Linked DNA regions of Homo sapiens: region 1 is linked to region 2. Evidence: chromatin contacts called from ENCODE Hi-C or POLR2A ChIA-PET data. All regions are on one chromosome and are shown on one strand. The core of a region is the stretch at or near the end of the contact, and the rest is flanking DNA. Distances in the headings are between cores, read along the strand shown. Region 1 holds the start of INCENP (inner centromere protein). Region 2 has its middle 41 kb from the start of LINC02733.

Region 1 (4,818 bases), core at 1,408-3,907, 82 kb before region 2:
AGACAACCATATTCTACTACATCACAACAGGGGCTCATTAAATATCCCAACAGGTGAATGAGTGAAAGAACAAATGAATGGGTGGTGGTCATAAGCCATAACAACAAACTGCATGCCTCAAGTCAATGGCAGTGATCCACCATCCTGACTTACCTCTTTAAAACCAAGAACTGGCCGGGCACGGTGGCTCACGCCTGTAATCCCAGCACTTTAGAAGGCCGAAGTGGGCAGATCACGAGGTCAGGAGTTCAAGACCAGCCTGGCCAACGTGGTGAAACCCAGTCTCTACTAAAGATACAAAAAAATTAGCTGTGTGTGGTGGTGCACGCCTATAATCCCAGCTACTCAGGAGGCTGACGCAGGAGAATCGCTTGAACCTAGGAGGCAGAGGCTGCAATGAGCCAAGATCACACCACTGCACTCCAGCCCAGGCAACAGAGGGAGACTCTATCTCAAAAAAAAAAAAACCATGCACAACTCAGCCTCCCACCTACAATGGAAGGTCTTGTAAGGAAGGGATAAATTGCTGACCCCTTGATCCCTCACAGGGCGTAGCACCAGGTCAGGTTTCAGTCTCATGGGACTTCCTCAGGCTTGATTCAAGGACACAGTAGTCTTTGTTCCTCAACAAGCTCTGCCCTGCGTCTGGAACATTGTCTCACATTTTGTATGGCTCACTCCTCATGGCTTGGATCTCAGATCCTCAGGAAAACCTGAAAACCAATCTAAAGTAGCCCCAGCCATGATCCCATTCATTGATTGTAATTCTCTGCAGAGCACTTGCGTGCTTGTTTACCTGTTGCTTACTGCCTGTCCCTGCCCACTAAACAATTGCTCTCTGAGGGCAAACCCCTGTCTGTCTTGCTCATCGTTGAATGCCCAGAGCACAGCAGTGCCTGGCAACAAGGACTATTTGTTAAATGAATTAATCCACCCATCAACTCTACACCTAGAAATAAACATCCTATAGGTGCTCATCCCACCACACAAAGGGCACCAAATAAACTTAATCTGCACAGGTTAGAACTGACCAACACATGTTCAAAACCCCTGTTCCCAGATGCCAAGGGCAGCAATAATCAGGGCAGGGCCAAATGGGCAGGATCGTACAGGCTTTGGGCTGAAACCTCGGCTCTGCAGCCAGCCAATCATGGGCAAGCCCTTTTCACTGTCATCCCTCACCTTCCCCTAACCCTTCTGCACCCAGACCACAGCCCTGGCAAAGCGCAGGACCTCAGGCCAGAAAAGAGAAAACTGTTTAAGGAAGCCAAAGGTTTGCAGAGAAAAGCAACAACTGGCTAACTTTTTAAAAAGTATTTGTTCAAATGGGCAACGTGGATGAGAGCTTCTTTCACAAAGTCCATGAAAGCAATTGGACTTCTTTCACGGGGAGGTTTGCTTCTAGCAGACCTTAGCGCAACGATTTAAAAAGGGTTACCGTAAGTTAAAACAGAGGTGACCCTGAAAAAGAAGGAATCAGTGTACCAAGAATCAGGCTCCTGGAAGAGCAGCAAAAATCTCTTCTTCAACCCATGTAAGCACCTGCACACAGATAAAGAGCACTCAACACCTCACCGAGGAAGACACTCTCCAGTCTTCCTCCTCTCCAACACTTCTTCCACACCATACACCAGACTGAAGGCCCCATCGTCCTCCTCTATGACTCCTGTCCTTTTCAGGGTGCTGTAAGTTGGGCGCCTACCACACCTCTGTGCAGAAAGCGCATAGCAGCTGCTCCCATTTACTGAGTCATACTCCATGCCCGAGTCAGACATCATCTCATTTAATTCTCACCACAACCTTGAGGATACGCATGGGCAGATGAGGAAATTGAGGCAAAGAGAAGTCAAAATCAGCCGGTAAATCAGGGGCATAAATAGAACCGTGCCCTTAACCACGGGCTATACCGCCTTTAAACCGTGCCCTTAACCACTGGCTATACCGCCTTCTAGATATCAACTTCTGAAAGGCAGGTGCCCAGTCTTGGCTCTGGGCAACCCCGCGAGCAACCCATGTTAGCTGAATGAGACTGAACCGCTGACAGCGAACAGGCTTGGGGAGTGACAAGGGGCGGCCCAGCCTCCGGAAATGGTCAGTTTAAAATGCTGCTCAGCTGGGGGCGGGGGCGTTGAGAGAGGGGTTTAACTGCACAGAAATGCCATCTGGCATCATTCCGCCAAACAACCGGGTTGGTTTCGGGCTTCCTGCGCGTCCAAGTCAACACTAATCCTCACAGGCACAAGGTGCCAAGCAGCCGGGAGCGGAGGGAACGGGGCTATGCTCTAGGAAGCTGAGGGCCTAGGTGGAAAGGGTGGGAGGCATCTCGGGCCCGAGAACCAAGGCAGGCGACCTCGCCACTTGGAAGAGGTGACCCTCATATGCCCAGGTAGCCAGGGGCTGGGGTGGGGAGTCACGACCCTGGTCCGGAGTCGACAGGGACGGAGCAGAGGACCGGGGAAAAAATCGCGAACCACCCCCCAATCCCCACGCCCACGCGCACTCACTCGACTGCGCCACGTCCCCTGAAGGCTGCTCCGATCCAAGTCCGGTGGTATCCCTAGGTAAGGCCCCGCTTGCCCAGACCCACTTGGCTCCGGGCCTTCGGGACTCACCGCACGGGAGGAGCAACCAGGCGGCGCAGCGCGGGCGAAAACTATGATTTTCAAAACTGAAGGCTCAGCCAATCCTCGGCAAGTTTGTCCGGGCGGTTGCAAAATTTTAAGCCAATCAAATAACAGGAAGTACCAGTCAGCCCTCCTATTGGCCATATCCACTAGCAATCTGCGGGACTAAGAGGCGGGGAAAGGAAGCGAAAGACTTTAAGCCCCCTCAGCTTCCGGGTGCTGCGGCCGCGGCCGAGAGAGGAAGTAGATCCCCGCCTGGGAGGAGCCCGCAGACCTGGAACTACGAGTCCCGGCGAGCACTGCGAAGGCCACGCGCGGCTTTCTTTCTTCTCCAAGCACGGTGGCAGTCTTCTGATCTCTGCTGCTTTTTTTTCCTCATAAAAACATGTATGTATATACTTACATTGCTGAAAGACCAGCTTTTTAATGTAACAAATTATCTAGGTACAGAAGTCATAGGTTCCTCTTCCCATGAGAAAAACATTCCTCAAAATACAAACCAAACAGCATCCCAGAGGGAGTAAAATTTCATTGTACTGAAACATATACAAATTAAGGCTACCTTGGTATATAAACAATTTAGAAATTATGATGGAATAGTTCCACCAAATCATTTACGTATAGGAATTCATGCCATTTTTTAAAGAATTGGTAGTGGGGCTCAATTCAAACAATATTATGCATCCTTACATTCAACTTAATACACTTAGCAGCTATAAGGAGTGTAACTGTAACCCCACTTCCTGAAATCTCAGGAGTAATGTTAAAAATCCAAACCCATCAAAGGCCAGGGTGTTACGGTATTTGGCTCATGAATCGAAAAGCCTAATCATTTCAATTTAATCTTTACAAGTAGAACAAGATCCAAACATGGGACGTTTTCTTATTTTTCTTTGCTTTTGTGGTTGTAATGCCCTTTTGGTTTTCTGAGCAAGCTGAATACATCTGATAAATACTACCATTGGACAAAGGATCTAAACATTGAGATGTTTTACTAAATCAAGGTTTCAAGTTGGCACAATGTTTTTACTAAGTCATATTTCAATTAGTTCATCTTTCCAATATGGAGGCGGGGGGGGAAAGACAAGGACTAATATGTCCTATAAAGAATCTCTGGCCGGCGAGATCCCGCCACTGCACTCCAGCCTGGGCGACAGAGCGAGACTCCGTCTCAAAAAAAAAAAAAAAAAAAAAAAAGAATCTCTGGCCGGGCGCGGTGGCTCACGCCTGCAATCCTAGCACTTTGGGAGGCCGAGGCGGGTGGATTGCCTGAGCTCAGGAGTTCGAGACCAGCCTGGGCAACACAGTGGAACCCTGTCTCTACTAAAATACAAAAAAAAATTAGCCGGGCGTGGTGGCTTGCACCTGTAATCCCAGCGACTCGGGAGGCTGAGACAGGAGAATCGCTTGAACCCGGGAGGCAGAGGTTGCAGTGGGCCGAGATCGCGCCATTGCACTCCAGCCTGGGCCACAAAAAGCAAAAAACTCCGTCTCAAAAAAAAAATCTCTGCCGCTTTTGAGAAGTAAAAACAAAACGCCTTGTGAATGGCAACGGAGTGTGCGTTTATCTAGAGCCTTCTGTCATCTCTTGGGCGACAGAATCCTTGGTCACCTACCCTGGTACTGGACGTTTCTTGAGAGAAGTGGTTCTCATGCAGAGGAGGTTTTATCCCACCTCCGCCCCCCACATTTGGCAGTGTGTGAATTCATTTGGGTTTGGGAGAAGGGGTTAGTGGTATTTGGTGGGTAAAGGCCAGGGATGCTGCTGAACGCCATCTAGTGCATAAGACAGTCCCCACAGCAAGGAATTACCCGGCCCCAGATACCAGAATTGCTGCTGTTGAGAAACTGCTTTAGACAAAGTCACTTTACTCTGTGAGTCAAGGTTGCTGTTACCTGTAAAATAAGGCAGTTCAATCTTGAAGAGATTTGTACATCCACGGTCAGCTACCAACAGATAGTTTACCCTGTTCCCAGGTCGTCTGTAGTATTTTTCCTCTCCCTTTCTTCCCTCTCTTTATCAATTCTGTTTTTGCCTTTGTTATTTTACTCAGTTTACCAACTGACTCCATCATATGTGAGTAAATAATTTGTGAGCAAATTAACTAAACATTTCTGAGTTATTCTTTGAAGAATGTAAATAATTGGAAATCAGCTGAATCATAAAAGGATATGTTACCCAATCGTTAATCAT
Region 2 (5,090 bases), core at 665-3,164:
TTTGTTTCAAATCTCCCCTCAAGGCTGCCCAGAAAGCTAAGCGAGGGAGATGGGGAGGTGAGCAAGGAGGGTGGTTTACTTTCTCACACTCTCTTGCTCTGTGCTTATTCTTTCGGTGTTGAGTTTGGGACAAGGACGAGGAAATCCGATGGGACTGCCCATGGTGAGTTGTTTATTCTTTGTTCTTTGTAGTGGCCTCTCCTCTTTGGACGTGGCTGCTTCTCTGCCCAACACCGTGTGCACTCTCTTTAGAGGGCCAGTGTCCAAATACTGCCTTTCCCAGAGGGACACAGGTCTCAATGCTTCAGCCTCTTCCCCCCAACCCCCACACCTCCCCAAATTGGACTCAATGCTTCTCAGAATCCCTGGGCTGAAGAACCAGGCTATTTTTCTTCACTGCCAGGGCTCAGAGACCAATACTTCCGTATAGTACATTAGAAATTACTGGGAAGTTGAAAATTTTTTTAAAGACTTACAAAATACAGGTCCCATTCTCATGATTACATTCAACAGTGTGAACCCCGAATATCTGAGACAGGTCTCAGTCAATTTAGAGACTTTATTTTCCCAAGGTTAAGGACATGCCTGTGACACAGCCTCAGGAAGTCCTGAGGCATGTGCCCAAGGTCATCAGGGGTACAGTTTGCTTTCATACATTTTAGAGAGACATGAAACATCAATCAATACATGTAAGATGTACATTGATTCGGTCCAGCAAGGCGGGACAACTGGAAGTGGGGGCTTCCAGGTTAGAAGTGGATAAGAGACAGAAGGTTGCATTCTTTTGAGTCCTTGATCAGCCTTCCACTGAAGGCTGTCTCAGTGAATCTTCATTTTTACATAAATGGTAGGGCAGATAGGCGCGGTGGCTCACACCTGTAATCCCAGCCCTTTGGGAGGCCGAGGCGGGTGGATCACCTGGGGTCAGGAGTTTGAGACCAGCCTAACCAACATGGAGAAACCCCGTCTCAACTGAAAATACAAAATTAGCCAGGCGTGGCAGTGCATGCCTGTAATCCCAGCTACTCGGGAGGCTGAGGCAGGAGAATCGCTTGAACCCAGGAGGTGGAGGTTGCGGTGAGCCGAGACCAGGCCATTGCACTCCAGCCTGGGTAAGAAGAGTGAAACTCCATCGCAAAAATAAATAAATAAATAAATAAATAAATAAATAAATAAATAAATAGGGCAGGGGAAGCAATCAGATATGCATTTGTCTTAGGTGAGCCTCAGGGGGATAACTTTGAATAGAACAGGAAGCAGGTTTGGCCTAAGCAGTTCCCAGCTTGATTTTTCCCTTTAGCTTGGTGATTTTGGAGTCCCAAGATTTATTTTCCTTTCACAACAGACAGAAAATTGTGCTGTCCAATTGCTACAAAACTTTCTAAAGAATTTCTCTTAACTTCTCTACTTACTTCTTCTCAGACTGGTAACCAACAGTTCATGGACCAGGTCCTGTCCCAGGGACACAGTGTGTGTAGTACTAGTTTAGCCTACCTTGAAATAATCTGCTGTATTTTTAATAAAACATATCCTTTATTATAATATTATAAATAACTTGTTTACAATTGTAAAAAACAGTATTTATCCTTTTCCAATCCACTCCTCTGCCCCCTCCTCCAACAGTCAGTTCTACTTCCCTCCTCTTCTTCTCCCTTTATTCCAAACTAACTGGATGTCTTGACCTTTTTTGATGAGTTAATTTGTATTGCAGCTTCTCAGAGAACAGGTGGGAGTGGAGCCAAGGTATCTTGGGGCAGAGGCGGTTGTAACAACTGCTAACAGTTTATGGTAGTTAACGTTGCAGGAGGAGCGATAAGAGAGGCTCACTCTTAGTTAAGCAACAGCAAGGTGTGTTCCAGCTGGCATTATAGGGCGGCCCCAGCCCTGGGCACCTCCAGCTCACTCCCCGTGGCACAGCGTGTGTGCCACTATTACTGCAACCACTCTAACTCACCCCACCTGCCTTTACTCTTTCGAGGATGTCACGTGCCCCATGGATTCCAGTTTGGTCTCACACACTCCAGTGATCTGTATCTTTTCTGGTGACCCAGTCTGCAGGTGCATCCACGCGGCCCTGTTTCCTAATCACCACAGTCAGAACCGTCTCTGCCCTGCCAGTCTCCCAGGTGGCTGCCAGATAACAGATTCAGTTCCACATTCTTTCCTTCAAGGCCCACTCAATTGCCTGTGGTCAGCTGAACTGCAAAGATAAGACTCAAAGATACAGTTGTCTAAAGTTCAGTGGGAAAACAGTCATGGCTGGGCACAGTGGCTCACGCCTGTAATCCCAGCACTTTTGGGAGGCTGAGGTGGGTGGATCACCTGAGGTCAGGAGCTCGAGACCAGCCTGGCCAACATGGGGAAACCCCGTCTCTACTAAAAATACAAAAATTAGCCAGGCGTGGTGGTGGGTGCCTGTAATCTCAGCTACCTGGGAGGCTGAGGCACAAGAATTTCTTGAACCCAGGAGGCAGAGGTTGCAGTGAGCCAAGATCACACCACTGTACTCCAGCCTGGGCAACAGAGCAAGACTTGTCTAAAATAAAATAAAAGATATTTCCCTTTTAAAAAAAACCCAGATTTGAGGCATGTGTCATATTTTATCCTCAAGACATGTGAAGCAGGGTCACCTAATTGTCTACAGAGAAAGTGTCTGGGGGCTTAGGAGTGGGGTCAGCCAGGGCAGGATATTTGAACTATGTTCACTGTGTAAGGGGAGAGAGGACTGCAGAAATGGGATAGGACTGCAGGATGTGCAAGGGGATAAGGGCGGGGATGGCTCAGAGACTTGCTCAGGTGCAGGGTGGCTGTAGCTGTGGATGTCCCCATCATGAGACTCCTTCAGGAGCTTTCTGCCTGCCTTTCTACCTCCCCTCTTGTCCCCCTAAGATCCATTATCAGAAGCCAAAGTGATCCTTTTGTTTTATTTTATTTTATTATTATTTTTGAGACAGAGTCTCGCTCCGTCACCCAGGCTGGAGTGCGATGGCACAATCTCGGCTCACTGCAACCTTCTCCTCCCAGGTTCAAGCAATTCTCCTGCCTCAGCCTCCCAAGTAGCTGGGATTACAGGTGCCTGCCACCATGCCCAGCTAATTTTATTTATTTATTATTATTATTATTATTATTATTATTTGTATTTGTATTTTTAGTAGAGACGGGGTTTCGCCATGTTGGCCAGCCTATTCTCGAACTCCTGACCTCAGATGATCCACCTACCTCAGCCTAGCAAACTGCTGGGATTACAGGAGTGAGCCACCACACCCGGCCCAAAGTGATCCTTTTAAAACATAGCTCATTTGTCACCATCCTGCTCCACCTCCTAAACTGGTTTTCTATTACAAGTGGAATAAAATCCAAGCTCCCCACCTAGCCTCAATGCCCATTGTGACCCACCTCTGACCTGTCTGGTACCACCCTCCCTGACCCACTCTGATGGGCACCTGCTGGACAGCAGTGCCATTCACTACCATCTGGAATGAAGGGGGAAGACATTGCAGAGGGCTCAGATCCCATAGCAACCACCGGAATGTCATTTTCCCCAGGAAGCTGGTACCCACAGATTCATTTGCTTGAGAAGATGAAATTTCCATTTTCCATATGCTGAATTTAAGATGGGCACCATCCAGTGAGGCAAAAGACGTGCAAACCGTTGCACTCCTGGAGAAATGTTTCTCGCATGCACCGAATAGCAGAAAGCAGAGGTCAGCAAACTGCAGCCCGTGGGCCAAAGCCAACCCCAACAACCTGTTTTTGTACAGCCTGCAAGCTAAGAACAATGTTTACATTTTTAAATAGTTTTTACATTTTTCATTTATTTATTTATTTATTTATTTTATTTTATTTTTTTGGAACGAAATTTCGCTCTTGTTGCCCAGGCTGGAGCGCAATGGCACGATCTCGGCTCACTGCAACCTCTGTCTGCCTCCCAGGTTCGAGCGATTCTCCTGCCTCAGCCTCCTGAGTAGCTGGGATTACAGGCGCCCGCCATCACGCCCAGCTAATTTTTGTATTTTTAGTAGAGACGGGGTTTCACCATGTTGACCAGGCTGGTCTTGAACTTCTGACCTCAGGTGATCCACCCGCCTCAGCCTCCCAAAGTGCTGGGATTACAGGCGTGAGCCACCACACCTGGCCACATTTTTCTTTTTAAAAAAAGAAAGAAAGAATGTAGGCTGGGAGTGGTGGCTCATGCCTGTAATCTGAGGCTGAGGTAAGAGGATCACTTGAGCCCAGGAGTTTGAGACCAGCCTGGGTAAATTGTGAGACCTCATCTCTATTTTAAAAAAAGAAGAAGAATGTATATGCAACAGAAACCAGCTGTACCCACGAAGCCTAAGATGTTTATTATCTGTGCTTTACAGAATAAGTTTGCTAGACCTGATATATAGGAATACTTACACAGGACTGTAATACTTACACTGTGTCTGCTGGGCACAGTGGCTCACACCTGTAATCCCAGCACTTTGGGAGGCCGGGGCAGGTGGATCACCTGAGGTCAGGAATTCAAGACCAGCCTGGCCAACATGGTGAAACCCCGTCTCTACTAAAGATACAAAAATTAGCCAGGCATGGTGGCAGGCACCTGTAATCCCAGCTACTTGGGAGGCCGAGGCAGGAGAATTGCTTGAACCCGGGAAGCAGAGGTTGCAGTGAACCGAGATTGTGCCATGCACTCCAGCCTGGGGGACAAGAGCAAGACTTCGTCTCAAAAAAAAAAAAAACCAAAACCTGGAAACATCTGAATATCCATTATCAGTAGAATAAATGAATGTAAAAATAAGTTCATTTAATGGATATTATGCAGTGAAGGCAATGAACAAACTGTAGCTACATGTAACACTTGGATGAGTCTCATAAACAATACTGAGCAAAAAATACAGGACACAAAAAAATACAAACAATAAGATTACATTCAAACAAGTTAAAAACAATCAAAAGGGAAGTCCTAGCTAGAGCAATCAGATAAGAGAAAGAAATAAAGAGCATTCAAATTGAATAGGAAAAAGTCAAATTATCCTTGTTTGCAGATGATATGATCTTATATTTGGAAAAACCTAAAGACTCCACCAAAAAACTGTTACAACTGA

What was found. Hi-C counts contacts between places; a loop is a spot of excess contacts on that map. ChIA-PET counts read pairs that join two places held with the same protein, here RNA polymerase II (POLR2A). Pooled maps may share reads with other maps.
Region 1: a loop to region 2 is called in a pooled map, with 2.7 times the contacts of the local background. The contact joins the promoter of INCENP here to the enhancer-like site in region 2. A Hi-C loop is called at or near these places in 3 of 50 pooled maps. POLR2A ChIA-PET finds 5 or more read pairs at or near these places in 4 of 52 experiments (Caco-2, GM12878, activated CD4-positive, alpha-beta T cell and 1 more).

What each region holds. Positions count from the first base shown.
Region 1 is chr11:62,121,850-62,126,667 of GRCh38, reverse strand. INCENP (inner centromere protein) reads right to left here and starts at 2,657. Exons shown (of 19, transcript NM_001040694.2): 1 at 2,505-2,657. It overlaps LOC124902681 (a long non-coding RNA gene), which reads left to right and starts at 2,957. Exons shown (of 2, transcript XR_007062697.1): 1 at 2,957-3,011. RefSeq lists enhancers at 1,786-2,367, 2,357-2,426, 2,957-3,046.
Region 2 is chr11:62,039,220-62,044,309 of GRCh38, reverse strand. No RefSeq gene overlaps it. Among named protein-coding and RNA genes, the nearest start is that of LINC02733, 41 kb to the left of the region's middle. RefSeq lists an enhancer at 1-59. Within about 2 kb of position 1,914, at least 7 of the 41 ENCODE cell types and tissues checked have a DNase peak (open chromatin) inside an H3K27ac peak, as active enhancers do.